Regions from separate parts of the Homo sapiens genome. Here all the other regions are linked to region 3. A link is an interaction called in ENCODE POLR2A ChIA-PET data of the cell type or tissue named here. Cell type or tissue: HepG2. All regions are shown on one strand. Region 1 overlaps PXDC1 (PX domain containing 1). Region 2 holds the start of LOC124901244 (a long non-coding RNA gene). Region 3 holds the start of TGILR (TGF-beta induced TARBP2 interacting lncRNA). Region 4 has its middle 46 kb from the start of PXDC1. Region 5 has its middle 24 kb from the start of FAM50B. Region 6 has its middle 43 kb from the start of FAM50B.

Region 1 (4,000 bases), 160 kb after region 3:
GGTGGAAGCCGGGAGGACGCAAGAGAGAGGGACTGGAATTGAGACGGGAAGAATTGCGGGGTGGAGGGGGCAGGCCGAGGAGAGGGGCCGCCTGGGAGGGCCGGGAGGGGAGAAGGGGCGGGAAGACTGGAGGACTTCCGAGCAGGTCCCACCCCCCTCCATGGGTGACCACCTGTAGCTCGGAACATTGGGACAGTGGCCCAGCAGCCTTCTTTTCTGCAGTCCTCCTCTAAGCAGAGACCTCCTGAAAGCTTGGGGCCAAGTTACTGAAGCAGAAGGTGGCCCGTCCAAGTCTCCCCAGCCTCCTATCTGGCTGCGTTCTTGAGATAACCTGTGCTTTCCCCTGGCGATGGCCCCAACCCCAGTGTGAGAATTACGTGGATAATTAGCTTAGTTCTCATGACACATCTTTTGGAAGGGCTCCCACAGCCAGCGAGTTGGGGCCCTGAGCGAGAAGGCCCGCCTTTCAGGCCTCCCTCTGCTCCCCAGAGCCTCACATTTATAGCTGTTCTCCAGACAGTTGGGTGTTATTTCAAGCATGGAAGCAGTTTTCCTTGGATTTGCTGTTTGTTATGATATTTTAAATTTAACAAATCAATGCCCAAATCAGGAAAGCATCGTGAAGGAACAGCGGTTTATTCAATGACCTTTCCTGGAACGAGGCTTAAATACACTGGAGTCCCTGAGCTTCACTGTGGTCAGGCGTCTGAGCTCCGTGACCCCAGGCAGGCTGGTTGGAGCGGGATCCCCGTGGGGCTCCCCACCTGTAACTTTGTGCTTGTGGTCTCTGACGTTTGTGAGGACTGAAAGGCATGGTAGAGGGTCTAACAAGAGCAGGTTCTCCATAAATGCCAGTTGTCATTGTTACCGTCCCATCAGCTGCTTCTGGCTGGGGTTGGGCCAGACGGTGGAAAGAGGGCGTGGTTTCAGTTGCATCCACGCTGGTGGAAATACCTCACCTGGAGCAGGAGGGAGGGGCGTGCCCTGCACACACCCTGGCTCCGCCTCTTTTGCTGTCGCCCTAGTTGTGCTGGGTCTGTTACGCGGTCACAAGCTGTGTGGACACGCAGGAGTGGCTCAAAAGAGTGAAGAAAGGTTGAAGACGCGAGCGATTACCGTGGAGAAAAGGCTCAGAAGGGATATGATAGCTACCTCCAAGTACCTCAAGGGGAACAGAAATCAGAAATAGGGGTCAGAATGATGGTGGCAGGGCTGGTGGGCGGTGAGTGTGAGGTCCAGCGGCTGGGTGTAAAGGACTTTCTCACAGCACACCGTGGAACTGTTGGAGCTGCTCTCTCTGCTGGGGACAGTCTGGCACACCCTGGAGGGGGTGAAGAGGGGAGCCTGGGACCAGAACCGGGACCATAAGCCCTGCCTTCATTCTAGTCCTTGGTTTTCTGAGGGGCAGTTAGTTGGTCCCTGCCCAGCACCACCTGAGTTTTGTTGTGCAGCGCCAGGGAAGTCCTTTCCCTTTCTTTGATCCTTTTAAGTCCAGGGAAATTGTTTGCCAAGTAAAATATATCCCAGTAATGTAAAAGCAGATTGCACCTTATTTCCATGCAGATTTATTGTTTGCATAAAAAGATTATCTGGATATACAAACTATAAACACAAAAGGCAGCCAGATGTGTGTGCTTTGCTGTGCTGCAATGCCGGCTTTTCTCTGCATCATTCCCTATCACATTCCCCAGTTTACATGGATTGAACTGTTTCTGGGACGGGTTAGATTTGCATTCTCTAGTTCCATTTAAGAGATTTGTGAGGAAATCTGGATTTCTGAGCTTCTGCTGGCAGTGGGCTGGTGACTCTTGGAAGTGTCTGCACACCCTTGGAGGGTGTGGGAGCCTTGGCCCCACTTGCAGCTTTGAATCTGCTAGCAATTAAAGGGATGCTGAGCCCTTTTCTTGGTCCCTTGAGTACTGCAGTGGGGGAGAATGTGCTTTTTCTCTCTCTGCACACACACACTGTGGAGTGGTGCTTGGAGGCCATCCCTGGGCCTTGTATGTGTCACGGTGACACATCTGCAGGGATATGTCAATCCCTGCCTGGGGTGGAGGCACAGTGCTCACTAGCGCTCTCTCCTGGACTTCTGTTTGGGTGAGGTCGGACCGGGCTGACCTCAGGACTTGCCCAGCTTCTGTCCTCTCTCCCCTTTCCTCGCACTCTCACTCTCCCACCCGACCTTCTTCTCCATCCAGATTGGATATGCCCCCTCTCCCTTTCTTGTCCCGCAGCCCTAGGGGAGGGAGGTAGCTGTTTCCTGGGGATATTGTCGCCGGGTTACCAAGGTGTTCCGTTCTTGTGTTTTCCAGACTCTTAACACCAGTGGGCCCAAGTCTTTCATTTCAGTCCCCTCTGTGCGATACCTAACATGGTTCAGGGTTACCCTTTATTTACATCTCTCGCATCTAGGAAGGTTTATGCTTTAAAACATAAACATGTTGAATTTCCTTGTTGGCATTTTGAGGCTCCTAGACTTTTTCGATTGTTATTTCTATAGTTTCAGGCTTTGTGATGTCTGAGCCAACCAGGTCACCACTGCAGCAACAGATTGTGTTCCCGAGTAGTCAGGTGATCTTTCATTCTTAGTAGCTGTACAATCAACATTTTGCTTTTACATTCATTCCATCAAATATCTGCATAGTGCCTACCACATGTGTAGGTGATGGTGGCACAGCAGTGAACAAGAGACCAAGAACATCCCTGCCCTCATGATTCTTATATTCTGGTTGGGAGAAATCCAATAGTAACAAGATAAACAAGTAACAAATACATTAGATAGTGATACATGTTCAAAAGGAAAAATAAGTAAGCAAAGAAAGGGGCTCCGACTTACAGGAGCAGGGGGAGGGGTTTTGCGTTTAGACAGGGTGATCGAGGACAAGTGACTTTTGAAGAGAGACATGAAGGAAAGCGGGGATCATGCCATTGGGTGCCTGGGGAAGTCGATTCTAGGCAGTGGAAGAGCAGGTGCAAAGGCCCTGAGGCTGGCATGTGCCTGGTGGGTTTGGGGAGTGAGGAGGTACGGTGGCTGGTGTGGAGACTGTTGGTCAGGAAGGGAGAGAGGAAGGTCGTGGTCACATTTGGGCTTTTATTCAGAGAGGGCTCTGAGCAGAGAGGTGATTTGGCCTGACTCAAACTCGGGCTGCTGTGCTGGGAAAGAGCAGGGGAGGCGTGGAGGCAGGTGCTGGGGGCTGGTGCAGCAGAGCAGGTGGGAGAAGTGGGCAAACGCTGATGTGCATTGAGGGAGAGCCACAGGGGCACTGCAAGGCCAGACATGGGGTGTGGAGTAGTGTGCAGATGACCCCAGAGTTTTCAGCCTGAGGTGCAGGACTGGCAGGATTGCCATTTGCTGCCATGGGGGAGTCGGCAGGAGGAGTTGACATGGGGGAGGGGGTGGCTCAGGAGGGCAGCTTGGGAGGCGGCATTTTAGCGTTTTCTCTTAGTAAGGCCATGATCACAAGCCCGCCAGCCCATGTGGTGCTAATGTACCTGCCTGTGCTCATCTTTATCACCAAAGACATTCATCTACCTGCATGCTAGGAGACTGTCGTCTTAGATTTGAGATCCGAGTACCAGGGGACTGGCATCTGGGACATTACCAGAAAAGGGCTGGACACAGATGTGACTACCAGACTCCCACAACCCTGACAGCTCTAGGAAGATGCGTGATTTGATCCCAGGGCCTGAACCTGCTCATGCTGTTCTCGGGTGGACAGTGAGGGGAGAAGCCCTGTGTTACCCTGAAACATAAGGGAGAATCCCACCCGATGGCCAACTGCAAAGCCACGGAGTTTACTTTCTTAGTGACAGTGGCTCAGAAATGATCATGGGCCACACCAGTCCCGGGCAGCAGAGCAGGGGCACAGAGGCACCATCTCTGCCCCATCCAGTGGGCCCTTGCAAGTGGGGTGCTGGCTGGGCCTGCCCTTTGCCTTCAACCATAGCTCCACCCCCGTGCAGAATTCACCTGCGTCATTCTGCCCCACCCAGAGGGGCA
Region 2 (4,000 bases), 120 kb after region 3:
GGTCTGTAGATCACGTGCCTTAGGTTTTTGTTTTTTTACTACTAGAAATAGATTTGAGCCAACACATCTACGACCTTATCTGATTCTCTTATAATCACTTCAGATGTCTGCCATAACATTTACCATTCAGTGTTTCCCAAACTGGTGCCTTGTGGAACACTTCTCAATGAGGTATTATAAAAGGGGAATTGAAAAAGTCTTGCATGCACAAATTTAAATTAAACAGAGGTAAGCAAAAGTACAGATTTATTTAATGCCAAACTTTCCCGTTTCCAGAATCTTTAACTGTTAACGTGTATAAGAAATTGTCGACTGGGCATGGTGGCTCACGCCTGTAATCCTAGCAATTTGGGAGGCTGAGGCGGGCAGATTACCTGAGGCCAGGAGTTTGAGACCAGCCTGGCCAACATGGTGAAATGCTGTCTCTACTAAAAATACAAAAAAGTAGCCGGGCGTGGTGGTGGGCGCCTGTAATCCCAGCTACTCGGGAGACTGAGGCAGGAGAATCGCTTGAAACCGGGAGGTGGAGGTTGCAGTGAGCCAAGATCACGTCATTGCACTCCAGCCTGGGCAACAAGAGTGAAACTCCATCTCAAAAAAAAAAAAAAAAGAAAGAAATTGTCAAGGGGCATGCAGTATACAGCATTGCCCAAACTTATTTGAGCTCAGAATCTTTTTTTTTTTTTTGGTACCATGCTTATGAACAACTCCAAAAAGAGTAGGCAAAACCTTGACTACACAGATTTGTGTTTTGCAAGCTCAGCCCTAGAAGCTGCCATCAGATGAACTGTGAGTCTGTTCTTCGTGCCTGGCACTAACTTGGGCCAATTCAGCTTCTGAGAGTCCCAGACTGGCTGGGTTCATCTTACCTTCCAACCTACTCTATTAATGCTTAATAATAATTTTTCATGGAAAGTACTTCAAAGTCTCAATTTCTTTCACCCACACACCAGGCCATCATTAGCCATTGACATGTTGATTTTCCATTGAGAGCAGGAGCTACGTCTTGCTCACCTTCCTGTCACCTTGGTTAACCCACTCATGACTGTCGAAATGGTCCTCAGTTAGATGCCTGCCCATCTCTCCAGGTATGCAAGGCAAACACTTCTATCTCCAATTGACATTAACAAAACTGAGGCGCGAAGTGAAAGTTAGAAAGTGGCACAACCAGGACTAGAACTCACAACTTGGGATGCCGAGTCATGAGGTCATTTTGCTAAAGGCATGCTGGTCTACGGCTCTAAACTGTTACTGAATAGTATTCTAAAAGGAAAAAAGATTGAGATTAAAATTTAAAAAATGACCACATTGGATTCTTGCCGCTCTCACCTCACAAGACTATCTGAAGAGCCCGGAGGTTAGTTGCTGCAGGGCTGAAGATGTTAACAAACAAAAAGAATGAAACAAACTCTTTCACAACCGGACAAATGAGAACAGTAAACAGGAACCCATCCTGCCACTGCCCAGGGAAACACATACAGACTGAAATCGCTCCTCTGTGGACCATCATATGAAACTCGCCCCTGCGGCCACACTGTTCAGAACTGTGCCAGGTGGTTACCCAGCTGACCCAAATCCTACCATCCAGTACTCAGTCCTTTGCCCGTTAACTAGACCTTAGGGGAGTAATATTGGGGATAGAAAATACATTATAAATTTAATTTAGCTCAATGTTATCCTATGTGCCTTTGCGGCATGCAGGCACAGTCAGGGGCTATTGGCCTTACTGCTGAGGGGCTGTGAGCCCTACAGTGGTTGCTTTTTCCCAAGGTTCTTTATCAAAGTTCCCAAGCTGGCCTGCATAGAGGAAGCGTGAAAGGCTTTCTAGTAATTCAGTTACTGCTCCTAGACCCAGCAGTGAAGGAATGGGATCAACACTGGGCCATAGCCCTAGTCAAAATATGATCCATAGAGCTAAGATGTCGAAACTCAGAAAAAAACACTGCTTAGACTAAGCATTATTTTGATAAAATACTTTCATGTTGGAAAAACCTAGAATTACAAGCATTTCCAAGGGAATGTGTTTACTCCACACTGTGAGTTGCCAGCAGCAGGAGAGAACCACATATTTTCCATGAGGATGAAAGTTCACCTGGATGGAGTCATTTCAACATTCCTACTGACTCAGGGAGATCATCCGGAGAAAGTTCAGATGAGGACACCATAACCCGTGTTCACAAATGGTCAATAAACCCAGATTCGGAGTGTTTAGTAACAGAACTTAGCCTGGAGCGTGTGTAACGTAAGTCAGCAGGTCTGAACCTTAGACTGTCTGGACCACCTCCTCATCGCAGAGGTGGCGATGCTGGGCCTGCCCTGCTCACACGGCTGAAGAGTATCACTGGGAAGGAAGTGGGCTCGTGAGATAATCCAATCCAGTGCTTCCCAGCCTTTAATGAGAAATGGTAAACCAGTGTGAGGAAGAGCACGGATTCTGGAGTCAGACGGCCGTCCAGTGATGGAATTCTGGCTCTGCCACTATCAGCTGTGAGTTGAGCAAGCGCCCTGAAAACTCTGTGACGTGGAAATTACAACACGTGAGCACAGAGAACAGCACAGAGTGCATTCCACAAATGGTGGCTCTTGGCTGACCCAGACCCAGTGAGAGGCAGCTCTGCCCTGGCCCCAGGCTTTACAGGGCCCCAATCCAGCCCCTACCCACTGGGGTGAGGACGTCACCTGGAGCTCATGTGTCTTTCTGTAGACCACATTCCAGGTAACTGGGACCCCAAATTTCCTGCCCAAGTTGCTCTGTTCTCACTTTCAGGTCCTGCATGAAGGGATTCCTTAGGATCTGTCTTCCTGGGGAGCACCACACTGCAGGTGACACCACCCGTGGGCCTGAGGGGTGAAGACAGGCAGCTGTTGTGAGTCACGCACAGAGCTTGGGCATGTGGTCTAAGCAGGCCGAGCCTATGCATGAGAGCCCACTCAGGAGCTGGGGTGAGAAGAGGAGGGGGCAGGCCAGAGGCCAGGAGCGTCCTGCACTGCTACATACTGTGCTGTTAACCTCACGGTGCCCAGAAATTTTACATTTGAACCTTGTCTTCAGGTCATGATGAAGGTATATTTGCAAAGGCAGGAGGATATGGACATATTTATCAGTTTGGTGAGCAACTTTTAAATATTTAAACCTATGGTGCGTGGGCCTCCATGTGCGCTCTTGCCTGGGGCCCCGCAAATGTTAGGGGCACAACTGACTGCTACAATTGTATATGTTTTTCATTGCATCAGCCACTCTATGGAAGATCCCATATTCTACCACGTTGAATATCTGCTCTTTCCCAAGAGTCATATTTACATGGCTTCATTTTTATGAGGAATGAATGAGAAAGTTTTATGGCTTCTAAAAATTTCATTTTTAGAGACAGGGTCTTACTCTGTCACCCAGGCTGGAGAGCAGTGCTATAATCATAGCTCAGTGCATCTTGGAACTCCTGGGTTCAAGCCATCCTCCTGCCTCAGCCTCCTGAAGAGCTTGGATGATAGGTATGCACCAGGCCCTGCTTCTTATATTTATTCTTTAAGGGAAGTTCAAAACAAACGTAAAGAAACAACAGCCTGTGGGCCACTGGACATCAGAGTGTAGTTCATCGGGGCGAAGAGGCTTGTTTTAGAGTCAGTGCGGCCCTCGGAATGGTCACGTTGGCCCCTCAGAAGCAGAAGTTGGTTGATCCCTGTTCCAATGCTCAGCCACTAATGAGCCTCAGCTGCTCCCTCCATCTCAGCTTCTGTGCCTTTCTTTAGATTATTATCAAACACATGTGTTTATTTAGCTTCTCATGTATTTCTTATTTTCTGCCCCGCTTAACAGCTAAGGTGTGCGTTCCTTGAGAGTAGAGGCTATGTCTAATATCTCTGTTTCTGGCATAGAACTGAACACATAAGCATAGCTTAGGAATATTTGTTAACTGGGTCATCAAGGTGTCTGACAGGACGAAGTAAGTTTGGTTTCTAACATAGTTTTAGATGTTCTGAATTCTTCTAAAAATAATACATT
Region 3 (4,000 bases):
TGTATGGGGCAGATATTTGGATCAAGCACCTTGAGGAACTGGGAGGAGGTGGAGAACTGGAAACCACATCAAAGGTGGTTGAGCCCTGCTTCTTGTATGAGAATGAAAACGGAAATTGAGGTAACATCAAATGAAAGGAATTGACTGCACACTCTATTGCTGGTTTTTGCATTTTCTTAACTGGCTGTCACAGACTGAAGTTTTAATTTTAATGAAGTACAACTTATCAATGTTTTCTTTCATGGCTTGTGCTTTTGGTGTTTTAATTTTAATGAAGTACAGCTTATCAATGTTTTCTTTCATGGATTGTGCTTTTGGTGTTGTATCTAAGAAGTCATTGAAGGAATCATGGTAATCTGTATTCTCTCTGATGTTACTTTTTAGGAGTTTTATAGTTTTTCATTTTACTATTAGGTCTCTGATCTATTTGGAGTTAGTTTTTGTGAAGGGTGCAAAGACTATATATAAAGTTATATATATAGTTATATATATATATATATATATATATATATATATATATATATATATATATATAGTTATGGGGATATATATGCATTTGAACACCCGGTTTATAAACCGAAAACAAAATTCTAAGCCCCCAAACCATCTGAATGGAACCCTCCTCTTAGCAAGGGCGTTCGAAAGGTAACCTGAAAAGCGAGTTCAAGTCATGATGGGAAGCGGAGGTCAGACATGCCTCATTACATCCTCCTCCCTTTTGAAATTACTAATAGAACAGATTCTTTAAGTCTGATGAGAAATACAATCTATTCTCTCTGAAGCCTTCTACCAGGAGGCTTCATCTGTGTGATAAAACCTTGGTTTCCACAACCACTTATCTTAACCCAGACATTCCTAAGTCTTCAGACAATAACTTGACTCTCTCAACCAATTGCCAATCAGAAAATCTTTGAATCTACCTGTGACCTGGAAGCCCTTCAGCTTCCCGTTGTCCTGTCTTTCTGGACTGAATCAATGTACGTGTTATATGTATTTGATTGATGTCTCTTGTCTCATAAAATGTGTAAAATCGGTTCTCCGCTGCTCTCTGAGCTTCACAAGGGCACCCAAGGACAACAAGAAGAAGAAAGATGCCAAAAAGTTGGGCAAGAAAGACAAAGACCCAGTGAACAAATCCTGGGGCAAAGCCAAAATGAAGAAGTGATCCAAAGGCAAAGTTCGGGACAAGCTCAATAACTTAGTCTTGTTTGACAAAGCTACTTATGACAAACTCTGTAAGGAAGTTCCCAACTATAAACTTAGAGCTCCAGCTGTGGTCTCTAAGAGACTAAAGATTCGAGGTTCCCTGGCCAGAGCAGCCCTTCAGGAGCTCCTTAGTAAAGGACTTAACAAACTGTTTCAAAGCACAGAGTTCAAGTAATTTACACCAGAAATACCAAGGGCGGGGATGCTCCAGCTGCTGGTGAAGATGCATGAACAGGTTCAACCAATTGTACATTTGGAAAAATAAAACTTTATTAAATAAAAAAACAAAATAAAATAAAATGTATAAAACCAAGCTGTACCCTGACCCCACCTTGGGCACGTGTTCTCAGGATCTCCTGAGGGCTATGCCATGAGCCATTAGTCACTCATATTTGGCTCAGAACAAATCTCCTCAAATATTTACAGAGTTTGACTCTTTTGTGGACAAGTTGTTCCAGCTCTATTAGTTGAAAAGATGACCTTTGTTCCATTGAAATGTCTTTGTTCCTTTATTGAAGATCAGCTGACTATATTTATGTAAGTCTATTTCCAGGTTTTCTATTTTGTTCCATTGATCTTTTTCTCTGTTCTTTCACCAATACCACACTGCCTTCATTACCATAGCTTTATAGTAAATCTTGGAGTTGGATCCAGTGGTCCTTTTAAATAATAGTTACCATGAGTTAATCTTGACTATGTAGCAGGCACATCCATGGGCAATGAATAATGTATGTTCATTATCTCATGAACACAGCGACTCTGCAAGGTAGCATTCGTTATGTCTGTTTTACAGATTAGGAGGTAGGCTAAAGGAGTTAGTGTAATTTTTCCGAAGTCCTGAAGCTCGTCAGTGACAGAGCTTGGATTTGGAGTCTGTCCAGCCCTTTCCACCTATTCTTACTCCCTTGGCTTCCCACCCACTCTCATTTGCTGACTCACTGCCTATGAGGTAGTGTCTTTTGGCTTCCAAACTAGAGATTGGCAAGCACTGAGGAATGTTATAGGTCCCTAAAGCAAAACATAGGACAGACAGATGCTTAGAAAATTACTAAATATCATTTCCTTATTTGCAAGTAAAAAATCTCCCTTTCCATTTGCCCACTTAAGGCAAACTGCTTTTGTTTGTTTTTAAACAAAATTTTAGCCTCTAAGCTCTGCCAGAGACCTGGAGGGTGTGAAATTGTCTAAAGACCTATTATAGCAAGTGGAGAGCCTTTTCTCCTAAGTCCAGCTTCAGACCAAGGTGGCTTCTGCCGCTCTGATTTGTGTTTGTCTCTGTGATTTGTGCATTTCCAGGCCCCTCTGCTAGAGTACAGCATGCTTTCAAGCTAGGCTCTTTGGGCCTATGATTTTGACAATGTTCTGGCAGGTCTCAATAGAAACACTCCTGCTCGGAAATATTTTAATGGTAGGTGGAATAAGACAAATGACATATTTAGTGTAGAGTCTAGGACATAATAAGTGCTCACTAAACATTAGGCAACATTGTTAAGATTATGATTTTTGCTTGTCAGTCTCAAAATGTACTCCCTGTATATCCTTCATGATGCCTCGCTGTGACTATGGAGATGCTGCTTCATTGTCCTGTTTTGTTCCATTCATATATTGCCACTTCCAACATTCTGTTTCAAGTCACATTGAAGTCAGCATTCATTTGGCTGACAGCCTATCACAGGGCATCTTTCTGCATAAAATGAACCAATTTATAGTCATTGCTGACAGCTGTTTTTGAAGGAAAGACCATTTTCCTTAGTTGATTAGAGGAACAGTGATTAATTCAGCCCATCAGCCTGCAGCAGCAAATGCTAAAAAGGGCCTCGTTGTGTAAAGCCCCCCAAGTCTCTTAAAACCTACATTTTTGAATTTGTCAGAACTTCCTGAGCCCAGACTGGACCTCCAGAGGTCACTTAATGTACCCCTGGCCTCCTACACTATTTTTAAAGACCTCTGAAAAAAGACAGCTCCTGTTTCTCCTTGGCAGTGAGCCACCAGTGGGGGTGAATTTGGCAGCATCTCTGCTTCGGGATTCTGTGGACATTAGAGCGGGGGCCCTGCCTCAAAAAGTGACTCACTAGTGCCTGAAAGGCGATAAAGTCTGGTGACACATCACAGGGAATGTTTAAAGTGCATAGGGAGAGATTGTTTTCTTTCCCCCTCCTTGCACCTAGCAGGGAGAGGAGTGTGCGGAAAGATGGAGTTGAGACAGAAACTTGTTAGCATAACACCGAAGGAGTTTTGCTGTGAGTAGCATCAGCATAGCAGGAGAACATCCCTAGCTCTCCTGCCGCTGCTCTGCCACAAGGAGAGAAAGGGAAAAGCAAATTCAGCAGGACCTCTAGGACTTTGCTGTAGATCTCCAGGTGGAGCCAGGACCCTCCAGGAGAACTGATGGCTAGAAAAGACTGCAAGTAATGTGGAGGAAGGAAGAAGAGAGAGAGCAGAGAGAGATGATTCTTGCAAACATTGATCTGTGTAGAGCGGATGTCAACTTGATGGGATAAGACCTGGGTTGACTTGGTATCTGGGTTCAGGTCAGCAAACTCTAACGGCATTTCCTTCTACTAGCAGACAGATCTGCTCATCCTGCGACATTGTGGACAGTGCTGAATGGCTTCCAGAACATTCCTCTTATGTCTACTGGTTAAACTTTGAAGCATCTGAACCATTTGGGAGAGCAGGGACCCCCATGAACAGGAGATACTGGAGGTGTCTGAGGCCACTTCATGCCCTTTCTCAAGAGTGGCCTGCAGGTCTTTCAGCCACTGGCCACTGAAGTCCAGCTCCTGCCAGCCAT
Region 4 (4,000 bases), 120 kb after region 3:
TAAGATTGCCACTTGCTCGAAGTGTAATTTGTACCCAAGGAAGGCTAAAATGATGGCACTCCTGACTCCTGACTTGGGGAACTCCTCACCTGCATTCGAAGTTCATCACAGATATTCTGGCTTTTGAATTGTGTTTCTTTTTCCTCTTTCTCTCCAGCCGTGGCCTTCTTCTCTCCCCCAAATAGATCCAATTGCATCAGCCATGGCCTTCTTCCCTGAATCCGCCATACCCTGCCTGGCCTTTGCATGCACAGTACCTGCTGCTGGGCGCGCCCTTCCCGCCTCTGTCTGCAGAAACCCTCTCCAGTGCCCCCAGCTGGAAATAACCACTCCCTCTCCTGGGCTTTCTTGGCCACATTCTTATTCATCAGGATTTTTCTGCAAGGGCCAGAAACTTCAAACTAATTTATGCAAATATGGGCAATTTATGGGTCTCAAAACCAAACTCTAGGAAGGGCAGTGATGCCAAGAGGCAGGGATCAAACTTCATTCACCAAGGAGCCCAGGGGCAGGAAGGAGGCGTCAGAGTTGGGCCAGGGCGGGGAAGTGTTCTGTGTTCAGCAGCAGCTTCCATTCAAATCATTTAGTGGGTGCAGGGCCAGGGAGGCCAGAGGAGGCTGTTGGCGCTATTGGCAGGAGAATTGGGAAGACGTGATGGGAAGATAGAGCACTAGCTGTCAGGATGGTTCCACCTCTGCTAAAAAGGGATTACATTTGACTTCTTGGGACACCTGTGGAAGCTCCGTCCTCTCATGCTGGTTTGTGAGCTCCTTAAAGGGCAGTGCCTGGTCTTGTTGGTATTTCTGCCACCCCAGGGCAGGGCATGGGCACAGCAGTGCCTACACCCAGAGGGCCTCAATCATGTTTGTTGGGTCAAATAGTCATTAATAAGGTCGTTTGGCACTGATGAACTTCACGTGGCGTAATTCATGAAGCGTGTGACATTTAGGACCTCTGGGTGGGTTAAAGAGCAGATGAACAGTTAACAAGTCGTCAAGGTCACCTTTCCCCTAGCAGACTGACTCACCTGCCTTTAGCCTAACCCATCGTTATTTCTCTAATTAAGATAAAGAAATAAAGCAAAGATTTACTGTCAAGTAACCTAGCTACTGCTTTGTTAAATTTTTATCTGTGAAAGATTAATTATCTGATAGTGCCTTATTTTGGATTAGTACAGTCATGATCATGATGATGAAAAACACCGTTACAGGTTTTAACTTACCAAGTCCAACATTTCTTTATTTTCTCTAAGTGGCTGGCCTCCCCTTTACTGCTATGGCAGCATGAGATAAAGCAGTTGACAATATTCCAGTCAACTGTTACTTTTAAAAAGAGAGGTGTTCATTTTAGACTTACTGTCCCAAGACCTCTAGAAAAAAAGTTCACATTAAATAAAGGGATTTTTTGAGAAGCATATAAATAGTTTGCTCTATTGGGCAGCAGGAAATGCTGGGCGTGCTGTGTACTCAGGGCTCACGGGGTGGGAAGGAAGTGGCCTGGAAGCAGAGGGCTCTCCCTCCAGGCCCCATTGACAACTTGGGTATTATCCTTGGTCCTACACTCTGCTCCCCACCCGACAGATTCTACCTTCTAAAGTTCATCCCACTCCGTCTCCTCATCTTTGCTCCCCATAGCACCATAGTCTGGGCCTACATTCTCTCTCCTAAGACCAGAGGCTGGAAAACTCTTTCTCTCAAGGGCCAGTGAGTGTTTTAGGCTCCATGGACAAGCGGTCTCTGTCCCAGCTGCTACTCAACTGGGTGCCTGAGTTGAAGTGGCCACAGCAGATGCATAAGTGGTGGGTGTGGCCACGCTCCAGTAAACCCCAGGCTGCAGCTGGGTTGTACCCTCAGGTTGTTGCTTGCCAACCCCTGGAAGCATCCGTTAGCCACTTCATCTCCAGTCATTGGCCTGGGTTTTTCTCTTCTTTATATCCCCAGACCCTTACGGAGTGTCTTGCACCTAAGAGATATTCAATAAAATTTTGTTGAAAGAATGAATGAGTTCCCTAATCTAAGCATGCATACCTATGAGGTCATTCTATTACTGAGCTGCCAAATATTGTTTCCAATTTCATTAACTTAAGAGATTTGGAACTCTTTGGAGATTTACTAAGAACTAGAAATCCATTTCTCTCCTAACCACACAATGTACATATTTACTTACTGTTCTAAGCACACTTGTTTTAGAAACACAGAATCCAGCATCTCTTACTGTAAGCATTTTAAAACACCTTCCTGTTAGTGAAGGTAAGCGTGGTAAGTGTGATCAGATCTTAAACAAGAGGAATTTTGTTTTCATTTAAACAAGAGCATCTCAGACATAAGAGAATGATGAAAAGGTCTGTCATTGGCAGGAAGAATACGATATCATTAAACTTTGTGTTCGGTCAGACATATTTTGCATGCCTTTATGGTTAATCATTCTTAGAAGAGATTCCTCACCTTATTACTCCAAATCACAGCAAAAAGGCTTTGTTTTAGCTGTTTTGCTTTCATTTAGAAGGGACGCCATGGGTCACACAGCTTCCCTCTGCCTAAACATCACCTCATGCGGAGGGGTGTGTTCCCTTTGGGACTAAGCTTGAGTGTCCTACCCTGAGAGGGCACAGAGTAAGATTTGGGTGAAGTATCCGCCACCCACATTAGCAGATTCTTCCAAGGTACTATGTTTTAACAGCTGTTAGAGAATGACAGAGCCAAATCCCACCCCAACAGACAAGCAGAGTTTGGGGCTAGACCCCTTAGGTAACTATGCATATCTCAGGGGCCAGCAAGCTGCCATAGCTGGCTTTCCCCGGCTTGTGGGAGCCCATTGTACACATCTGCTCCCAGTGACTTCACACTGGTAGCCTGAAGTGAGTGATGATGGGAGTATTTACACAATGGAAATAGGCCAATGATACAAATCAGGGCATTCTAACACTGTGGGTGTGAGACTGATCAATGTTACTTGGTTCCTGCTTTCAAAGAGTCTGTCTGGGAGATAAAGCATGGACATAGGAGAAGATCCTAATAATGTCAACCTCTCAAAGGGACCTTATGTAAATTTCTTAACCCCTCTGCATCTCAGTTTTCTCATTGATAAAATGGGGGTAATAATACCTCGCAGAGGAGATAGAAGGATTAAATGAAATAATGTATATAAAGCATATAGCTTGTGGGAAGGTTGATAGTATGTACTTATTAAAGGTGACTATTGTTATTACTGACTAACTAAAGAAGAAAGGGTTTAAGGATGAGAAGAGTATCAGGAAATTAAGATCTGAGGCAAGTGAGCCTATGGCAGGAGTTTTAGTCTACAGACTACTGAATAGCTAAAGGGTCAGTGTCAGCCATCTGGTCTACTCTGAAGGCCTAAATAGCATAAGAATCTTCCAGGAGGAGGTTTGGTTCTGCTCCTGGCTCTCATATCACTTCTGCACGTGATGTAAGTGTTCACTCGCAGCCTCATCTATCAAAGAAATCAAAAAATAATCAGGAGAGAAACAGCTGCTATCAAAACCCGCTCAGCTGGCCCCAACCCAAGGTCTCAGGAAGAAGACAACAATACATGGAGCCTACAATGAAATTGGTGTCTATGGAAGCAGGAAAGAATCACATGCCTGCTACAACACGCTCTGAATGGGCTGATTCCACTGTGCTTTCAAAAGGAAGCTCTTACCATGGTAACTGTGTCAATGTGGACACTCTGAGCAAATGCAAAAAAGACACAGGCTAAGCTCCTGTTTCCTTCCAGGAAGTAGAAAATATTGTCTCATGTGTGTTTCTGGAGGATTCTTTTAACAATTTTGTTGAGTTTATACCTTCCTCACCATGGAAATCCAAATTAATAAAAGTAGAAATATTCCAAATTTTACACACTAGGACTTAGAGATGTATCTGTTTATGCACTCAAATGAGACGGCAAGTGAGCAGTTTGCTAACAAAGGACTCCTTTCAGATGGTGTCATCCATAGTTGCCATTGGATATGAGTTACCAGTTAAAATTCTTAGTTGTA
Region 5 (4,000 bases), 88 kb after region 3:
GCCTCAGCTCCTCTCAGTAGCTGGGATTACAGGCGTGCGCCACCATGCCCAGCTAATTTTTGCATTTTTAGTAGAGATGGGGTTTTACCATGTTGGCCAGGCTGGTCTCGAACTCTTGACCTCAGGTAATCCACCCGCCTCAGCTTCCCAAGGTGTTGGGATTACAGGTGTGAGCCACCGTGCCCGTTCAATTTTTGTAGTTTTAGTAGAGACGGGGTGTTACCATCTTGGCCAGGCTGGTCTTGAAATCCTGACCTCATGATCCACCCGCCTTGGACTCCCTAAGTGCTGGGATTACAGGCGTGAGCCACCATGCCTGGCCAGTTGTATATTTTCATTAGTGTGGCTCTAATAAACATAAATGTCTAATCTTATCATGCCGAACATGATTATACTAAAATACACAGGGAGTTTCTGAAACACATACATGCTTTTTAATAATGAATCTGCTTATTATCGTGTTATTCTCTTAGATCACACAGCACACAAACACTCACAGTCGTTCAGAATCCTTGCCATCAATCTGGGTTCTGACCTTAGCTAGCTGTCCGACCTCAGGCAAGATACCTCCTGGGACCTGAATGTCCTCATCTGTAAAACTGCAACAACTCTATCTACCTGGCAGCATTGTTGTGAAGATGAAATGAGTTAGTGCAAGTAAAGTCCTTTTTAAAGCTGGGTCTATCACATAGTAAGTGCTCAATAAATTTAGCAATATGTGTTTGTGAGCAGGTAAGAGCAGTATCTGGATAGCTCCTGTCTCTGACCCACCCGATCCCTTCCTCGTATTTACAAGTCATTGATATTTTAGTTTCAAATTCATGTGTCCAAATTCTTTGTTAGACTTTTCCTTTCCTATTAGCCCTTTCACTCCAGAGCAAGGATGGTAAGACGCTCAGGGAAAGGTTGTGATGTGATCACAGATTGCTGTCTACATTCACACTCAGCTAGGGTTACTTGCAGGAGAAACCTGCCCCTAAGCACACAGTCCACGTGTGCCAGGGGTGGACGCACACAAGGGCCCTGCTGCCACCATGGCTGGGACCTTGCCCGCCTTGGGCACAGGCAGGGCCCAGCTTTTCAGATGAGATCACCAGTGTCTGACCCAGGAGCCAAGTGCTCAGGCCAAAAGACTCCAAATTAAGCCAGCTGAGGTGCTTTCTTTTGAGATGGGAGAACATGTGTTCCATTCTTAAGGGGAGAAAGCAACTCAGGACTTCATGTTTTCATTGTACTTGGCTCTCACTGCCTCTAACTCCAGGCGTTTGTGGAACAGGGAAATGAGCTCCGAGTCAAATGATAAAGCTGATATGATTCATGTGTCTTTCAGGAGGAAAGAGACAGGAAACGGAGGCCTGGCTGCCTGGGCTGTGACGTTGCCCCTCTGGCATGCTGTCCGGGCCTGGAAAAATGCAGCTGGCACTGCCTTGAGGATTCGGAGCAGACAGGAGTTATGTGGTTGCTTGGCCAACTCCCGAGTACAATAAACTTAATCTTGGAAGTCTTACTCTCGAGGGTGAGGAAAGGGTGAAATGTCGGTATGTAGACTCTGTCGCCAAGAAGCACAGGAGAAATGAAAGAAGAAACAAATCCCTTCAGTTAAAATGCCAGTGGAAAAACACTTCTGAAAAACAAACACCGAGAAGCACAATGTGTTTTTATGTGCTTGAGATTTTTTAAAAACGAGTTTTGGAAAATAGTCTCTTGATGTTTACATAGTTCCCCGTGAATAAAGGGCAACTGGGAATTTGGACTGGCCTGGCTCTCAAGTAGGGGTCCGCAACCTGCAGCCCGAGGGCCCGTCGGTCGCTGCTGGCTTCTTTCTATGAATGCTGCCCTACTGAACACAGCCGCGCCCCTCCGTGACCTGTGCCTGCGGCTGCTCTCATACTACCACGACAGAGCGGTGGGGGGCGTTGCAGCACTCACCTCACAGCACACATACATCAAAATAGTTACTGTCTGATCCTTTACAGAAAAAGTTGACTGATCCTTGGTCTAAAACAGGAGAGGGAAGTACTCACTCACCTCAGTGCCCATTTCATGCAGAGCTGCAAGAGCTCTCTGCCCTACCACAGTGCGGCCACCTAATTGTCTCTCCTTGGCAGAACACATGCTTGGCTGGCGGCTGTGGGGAGGGCAATCTGGCTAAATAATGCATCAGCAGGGCTGCCTCTGTTCTTAGTTTTCCTGCAGACTTTGCTGGGTCATGCAGCTAGGTTAGATTTCAGAGGGTCCTGCAGAACCACACTGACTTCTAGTTCCCTGTCTCCTTGTCTGTAGGCCCTGTGAGTGCAGGGCAAGGCCAGCTCATTTTTGCATCTAATTTGTACCATAGAATCGGTGCTGAATAAATGTTTTTTTTTTTTTTGAGACAGAGTTTCGCTCTTGTTGCCCAGGCTGGAGTGAAGTGGCACCATCTGGACTCACTGAAACCTCCACCTCCCAGGTTCAAGCGATTCTCCTGCCTCTGCCTCCCAAGTAGACAGGATTACAGGCATGCACTACCATGCCTGGCTAATTTTTGTATTTTTAGTAGAGATGGGGTTTTACCATGTTGGCCAGGCTGGCCTCAAACTCCTAACCTCAGGTGATCCACCCGCCTCAGCCTCCTAAAGTGCTAGGATTACAGGCTGAGCCACTGTGCCTGGCCATTAAATGTGATTTTAAATAATAAACAAGTGCACACACACTAGATTACATTTTCAGAATTACCAAGTGAGTGGGAGTCTCAACCCCATCTGTTGAGACCTTATCCCACGCAGACTGTCCAGAACCTCAACCCAGCAGGGTTCGACCCAGATATGAGGGTTGCAGGGCAGCTACAAAGGTAGCCCCTCTTCAAGCCAATATACGTATTTTTACATTAGTCCACATTATTTAGTGGGAAGAAATAAATTTTCTTTTAGTAAAACTTGGTAAAAGATATATCTTTTACCATATATCATACCAAGATACCATATATCTTCCTTTCCATCAAGGGCTTTATCAGCACGTTGAATACAACAGAACATCTCAACGTGCTGAGTTTGGAATTGGCTTTCAGTTCACAGTTTTTCTATCACTTGTGACTAGATTATGATTCAGTCATTCACACCAAGAATTGAAATAACAATCTAATTCAACATTGATTTAATAATTATTAATTGTTCTTCCTGGCCTTCATTACCCTAAAAACATGTTGCTGTTGTTGTTGTTTTTTTCTGGAGGCCTTATTCTCTTGAGTTTTCTTTTGCAATTTTCTGAACACAACAATTTCTTGGTTACATGTTAAATACTTTGAAATTTATGCAATAAAACAAAACCGCGCAGTCCCAGGAAACATCCCTCTACAGCGCATTACTTGGTTTCGGAATCTCGTTGACCATGGGGTCAGCTTCAGCAGGCTGGTTTCAAGTTTGGTGTCGGGAACCCAGGGGCCGCCCCCTTCAATATTTCCCCAACTAAGAAAGGTGAGCACAGGCAAGGGGATCTGTCTTGCTTCCTCTTCAAGGCTTGACTACTATGGTTGGTATAGGACAGGCTTATATTTAGCCATTTATCTAATGAGTTGTATGTGGAAACCTGAATTCATCAACATCCCGGTTGTGATGGATTCCAGTAAGGTTCGAGCACATCCATATTCCTGGTGCAAGACAAGTCTCCTGAGTGTCCCGCCTCCTAATCCCGCTTAGCTGCCTCACTTCCTTCCTTCACAAAGATTGAGTCAATTTACAATCTTAGAGCAACAGATCACCACAGAACAATAATGATAGTAATGATGGCTCCCATCAGACCGTGAGCTCCATCAATAGGGATATCTGTCTCTTTTGTTTGCTCACTGCTAACACCACACTCCAGGGCCCAGTCCAGCACTGCTACGGCCAAGGGAAGTAGAGTCTGGCTAGCAAACCATCAGGTTGCAATAGACAGGCACTCAATAAATACTTGCCAAATGAATGAATTTGCTGAAAGCTTACTGTGGGTAAAGTTCTTTCTGTGTCATTTCATTTAACCCTCG
Region 6 (4,000 bases), 110 kb after region 3:
GACTCTAAGCTGAAAGGGCTCAAAGAGTGATGTCCAACCTTTCTTTACCATAAAGAAGACTGGGTCCCAGATGTGTGGAAGGATGGCCTCTTCTATCCATTCCTTTGAAAATAATGAATCACTCTTTCTAACACAGGAAGACATTACTATAATCTGACCCAGCGACTGGGTTCTGACCCTTCACCCATTTCTGTTCAACTCCCTCAACCTTTTGGGAATTCCTGGCTCAGGCTGCCCACTCCCACTTGCTACTGGACATGTTTGTAATCAGCTTTCATCCGCCTCCCCCTCCCCACCCACCTGGGATCCTGCCATTGGCTTCCCTCTTGAAGCTTTCATTTATTCTACTTATAACTCCTAAGGAGATGCTGCGGCTTCCAGACTTTCTTATTATTGTAAAAAAATTGAGTAATTCTTACTTCATCATTTTGGCAAACTTTAGGATAATTTTATGGTAATTTCTTCCATTAAGATCTGTTCTTGCAAAGATGTATCTGCATGAGTGATGGCTCACCCCTGTAATCCCAGCACTTTGGGAGGCCGAGGTGGGTGGATCACCTGAGGTCAGGAGTTTGAGGCCAGCCTGGCCAACATGGTGAAACACCGTCTCTACTAAAAAATGCAAAAATTAGCTGGTCGTGGTGGTGTGCGCCTGTAGTCCCAGCTACTTAGGAGGCTGAGGCAGGAGAATTGGTTGAACCCAGGAGGCAGAGGTTGCAGTGAGCCGAGATTGCACTGCTGCACTCCAGCCTGGGTGACAAAGCAAGACTCTGTCTAAAAAAAAAAAAAAGTTCAAGTACTTTCTAATGGAAGTGTGTCCAGGCTGTGGGGTGGGGGAGACACAGGGGAGGAGGTGTGGGAGGAGGTGGCGGCTGTGTGGTAGGAGTTGGGGGGCAGAAGGAAGGCTCTTCTTGCCAAGGTACTATGAAGCCCAAAACACCGCTATTAAAATATGGGTATGAAGGCCTAGGCTTGACTTTGGTTCAAAGTTTTTTAGGAAGTAATTGTTTGAAATTCAAAAGCATTTTCTGTAGAAACAGTATCATAAATGGAAGATTAACTTTTCAAACAAACCCACAAAAATGTATTTAATCTTTTTACTAATTATCTTTTCACTACTATCTTTTTACTATTTAATTGCTAGCTGTGTCAAGTAGCGCTTTGACATCTGCCTCAGTTTCCTCATCTGAAAAGTGGGGACGCTGATATAGATGCCTGTCTCAGGGTTATTGGGAGGATGACATGGATTTATGTGTGTAAAGTTCTTCTCTTTTCTTTTTTTGAAATGGAGTCTCGCTCTGTCACCCAGGCTGGAGTACAGTGGCGAGATGTCAGCCCACTGCAATTTCTGTCTCCTGGGTTCAAGCAATTCTCCTGCCTCAGCCTCCTGAATAGCTGGGATTACAGGCAACTGCCACCATGCCCAGCTAATTTTTGCATTTTTAGTGGAGATGGGGTTTCAGCATGTTAGCCAGACTGGTCTCAAAATCCTGACCTCAGGTGATCCGCCCACCTCAGCCTCCCAAAGTGCTGGGATTACAGGCGTGAGCTACCGCACCCGGCCACGTATAAAGTTCTTAGAACAGTGGTAGGCCCATAATTAGGTTTACATTTATTGTTATTATTACTTGTCGCAAAACTCTAATATGCTTCAACCCCTGCTTTTAGAGCCCTGCTGAGTCTAAGGGGGGCTCAGAAGCCCCAGTGGGGTGGGACTCCCTTGGGAGGGTGAGATTCCAAGGTAGCCGCTGAGGCAGAGACGGCAGCCCAGGGGACACGAGATTGAACTGGCTGCTCCTGCCTGGAACGTTGGTCAGCTGCGTCTGTAGAGTGGAGTCTTCCTGAACTCCAGGGGAGGTTAGTCTTTGGGTCAGACACTTTAGACATGACAGAATGGAAGGGGGTGGGTGTCCTGAGACCTGGCACGGGCCATCGTGAGCAAGTGGGGGCCACTGGACAGGCTGTGAGACGCAGGGCTGTCCCCTGTGTGCCTTCCCAGGGATTGTCCCAGCCCTGCTTTTTCAAAGGCCTTGCTTGACACAGTGGGAAAGTTCTTTATCACTGCTGCGTTGGACTTTGTTGCCAACAGATTAACCCAAGGCCAACTAAGAATTACTGAGAACAAAGTCAAAGGCTTCCGAGTTCCCCAGGTCTCTCTTAGGGCCCTTGTCTTCTCTTTCCACTGCCTTTTGAGTTAAAGAACATAAAGGTGCTGGGCAGGAAGAAAGGAGACCACCTCCCAGAGGAGTGTGGTGTAGAGGAGGGGGATTCCAGACGAGGCTGGAGTTGGAAGACAGAGGGCATGGCCGGGAGGACGACCTCGGCTGCAGCGGTGGCTGTGGAGCCTCCTGGGCTCCTGTCTGCACCCCTGGTCCTGGCTTCACAAACAGCCCTTCTTACTTCTACAGATCATTTTCCTTTGAGCACTTGTCTGGCCCTTCCGTTTAGACTTCCCATTTTTAGCCTGTGTCCTCTTCACTATTATCTTAGGAGGTTTACAAAAGTGAGCACTGTATAATTATGTGTATGTTTATGTGTGATCTGAGTAATACTTTGTACTCTTCACACACACACAAGCTTCTCCTCTGTAATCTGCACATGTAGCAATTCATACTCGTAAACACAACTTCCATGACATCCCGGAAAGGGAGTTGGAGTCATTTCCGTTTTGAGTAGTAGGGGGCGAGGCCTCTGAGGTAAGGATTTTCCTCAAAATTCCTCCCTGAGACTCTAATTCACCCAAAAAGTATTCATTGAGCACTTACTGTGTGCCAGTCCCCACTCTAAGTGCTGGTGATACTGCCATGAACAAAGAGATGCAGTCCCCGATTTCATGGGACATGGCATTTTTTCTAATAAAGTGGCATTTCCTAATTATACAACATGATATTGGACCTTTTCTACACATCTGCGTCCAGCACTGTTAGTTTTTTTGTTTGCTGTAGTGGTTCATAAAAATCAGTGACTACGATTCATTATTTAGGCCAGGTGTGGTGACTCAGGCCTGTAATCCCAGTACTTTGGGAGGTCAAGGCAGGTGGATCACTTGAGGTCAGGAGTTCGAGACCAGCATGGCCAACATGGTGAAACCCTGTCTCTACCAAAAAATATAAAAAATTAGTTGGGCATGGTGGCACGCTCCTGTAATCTCAGCTACTCGGGAGGTTGAGGCAGGAGAAGTACTTGAACCTGGGAGGCGGAGGTTGCAGTGAGCCGAGATCATGCCATTGCACTCCAGCCTGGTCAACAGAGTGAGACTCCATCTCAAAAGAAAAAAAACAAAAAAACAAAAAAAAGATTTTAACAGATTCAATATTTAAAATAGAGGCTTCTCATTTCCTGTTACATCTAGCTTTCATCCATGCCTCCAAGTAAAACTGCCTTGCATTTGAGCAACCATTTATCATCACTGTAATGATTCAGATGTCTAACTTGGGGTAAGGCCAGAATAAAATTAAATGGGAGATCTGTTATAGATTGAACTGTATCCCCCTACAAGATATGTTGAAGTGCTAACCAATATGGGATGTTTGAGTTACATCAGTTTCTCAATCGCAGTACTACCAACACTTTAGACTACATGCTTCCATGTTGTGGGTGCTGTCCTGGGCATAACAGGATGGGGAGCGTGTCCTCGGCCTCTACCCACTAGAGCTAGTAGCACCAGGACCACCCCCAATCAATCATGGCAATTAAAAATGTATTCAGATATTGCTAAATGCCCCCAAGGGGAAAATTTCCCCCAGTTAAGAATGAATGATTTTTACAATCCATCAAGAGGCTGGCTGGGCGCGGTGGCTCACGCCTGTAATCCCAGCACTTTGGGAGGCCAAGACGGGTGGATCACGAGGTCAGGAGATCGAGACCATCCTGGCTAACACGGTGAAACCTCATCTCTACTAAAAGTACAAAAAATTAGCCGGGCGTGGTGGCGGGCGCCTGTAGTCCCAGCTACTCGGGAGGCTGAGGCAGGAGAATGGCGGGAACCCGGGAGGCGGAG

Evidence for each region. Peaks named below come from ENCODE experiments on the same cell type or tissue, not always from the same donor. Only the 100,000 strongest peaks of a DNase experiment are listed, where the experiment ranks them.
Region 1: POLR2A ChIA-PET joins it to region 3 with 22 read pairs; 7 of 35 experiments call an interaction of 5 or more read pairs at or near these places.
Region 2: POLR2A ChIA-PET joins it to region 3 with 46 read pairs; 2 of 35 experiments call an interaction of 5 or more read pairs at or near these places.
Region 4: POLR2A ChIA-PET joins it to region 3 with 20 read pairs; 3 of 35 experiments call an interaction of 5 or more read pairs at or near these places.
Region 5: POLR2A ChIA-PET joins it to region 3 with 11 read pairs; 6 of 35 experiments call an interaction of 5 or more read pairs at or near these places.
Region 6: POLR2A ChIA-PET joins it to region 3 with 13 read pairs; 4 of 35 experiments call an interaction of 5 or more read pairs at or near these places.

The regions. Positions count from the first base shown.
Region 1 is chr6:3,746,527-3,750,526 of GRCh38, reverse strand. All of the region lies in intron 1 of PXDC1 (PX domain containing 1), which reads left to right. Among named protein-coding and RNA genes, the nearest start is that of PXDC1, 3.2 kb to the left of the region's middle. In HepG2, a CTCF peak has its summit at 2,071; DNase peaks (open chromatin) are centred at 406 and 2,036; H3K4me3 peaks cover 1,407 bases.
Region 2 is chr6:3,787,442-3,791,441 of GRCh38, reverse strand. It overlaps LOC124901244 (a long non-coding RNA gene), which reads left to right and starts at 2,323. Exons shown (of 2, transcript XR_007059412.1): 1 at 2,323-2,487; 2 at 2,768-4,000. In HepG2, no CTCF peak of the experiment used is centred here; DNase peaks (open chromatin) are centred at 1,441, 2,091, 2,511 and 2,859; H3K4me3 peaks cover 2,381 bases.
Region 3 is chr6:3,911,359-3,915,358 of GRCh38, reverse strand. It overlaps TGILR (TGF-beta induced TARBP2 interacting lncRNA), which reads left to right and starts at 3,357. Exons shown (of 1, transcript NR_198974.1): 1 at 3,357-4,000. It also overlaps the pseudogene RPS25P7. RefSeq lists a silencer at 3,430-3,627. In HepG2, no CTCF peak of the experiment used is centred here; DNase peaks (open chromatin) are centred at 1,128, 1,638, 2,128, 3,268 and 1 weaker place; H3K4me3 peaks cover 889 bases.
Region 4 is chr6:3,796,194-3,800,193 of GRCh38, reverse strand. No RefSeq gene overlaps it. Among named protein-coding and RNA genes, the nearest start is that of PXDC1, 46 kb to the right of the region's middle. In HepG2, no CTCF peak of the experiment used is centred here; DNase peaks (open chromatin) are centred at 2,393, 2,833 and 3,624; H3K4me3 peaks cover 359 bases.
Region 5 is chr6:3,823,546-3,827,545 of GRCh38, reverse strand. No RefSeq gene overlaps it. Among named protein-coding and RNA genes, the nearest start is that of FAM50B, 24 kb to the left of the region's middle. In HepG2, a CTCF peak has its summit at 1,905; DNase peaks (open chromatin) are centred at 1,355 and 1,895; H3K4me3 peaks cover 436 bases.
Region 6 is chr6:3,804,568-3,808,567 of GRCh38, reverse strand. No RefSeq gene overlaps it. Among named protein-coding and RNA genes, the nearest start is that of FAM50B, 43 kb to the left of the region's middle. In HepG2, no CTCF peak of the experiment used is centred here; DNase peaks (open chromatin) are centred at 2,067 and 2,627; H3K4me3 peaks cover 964 bases.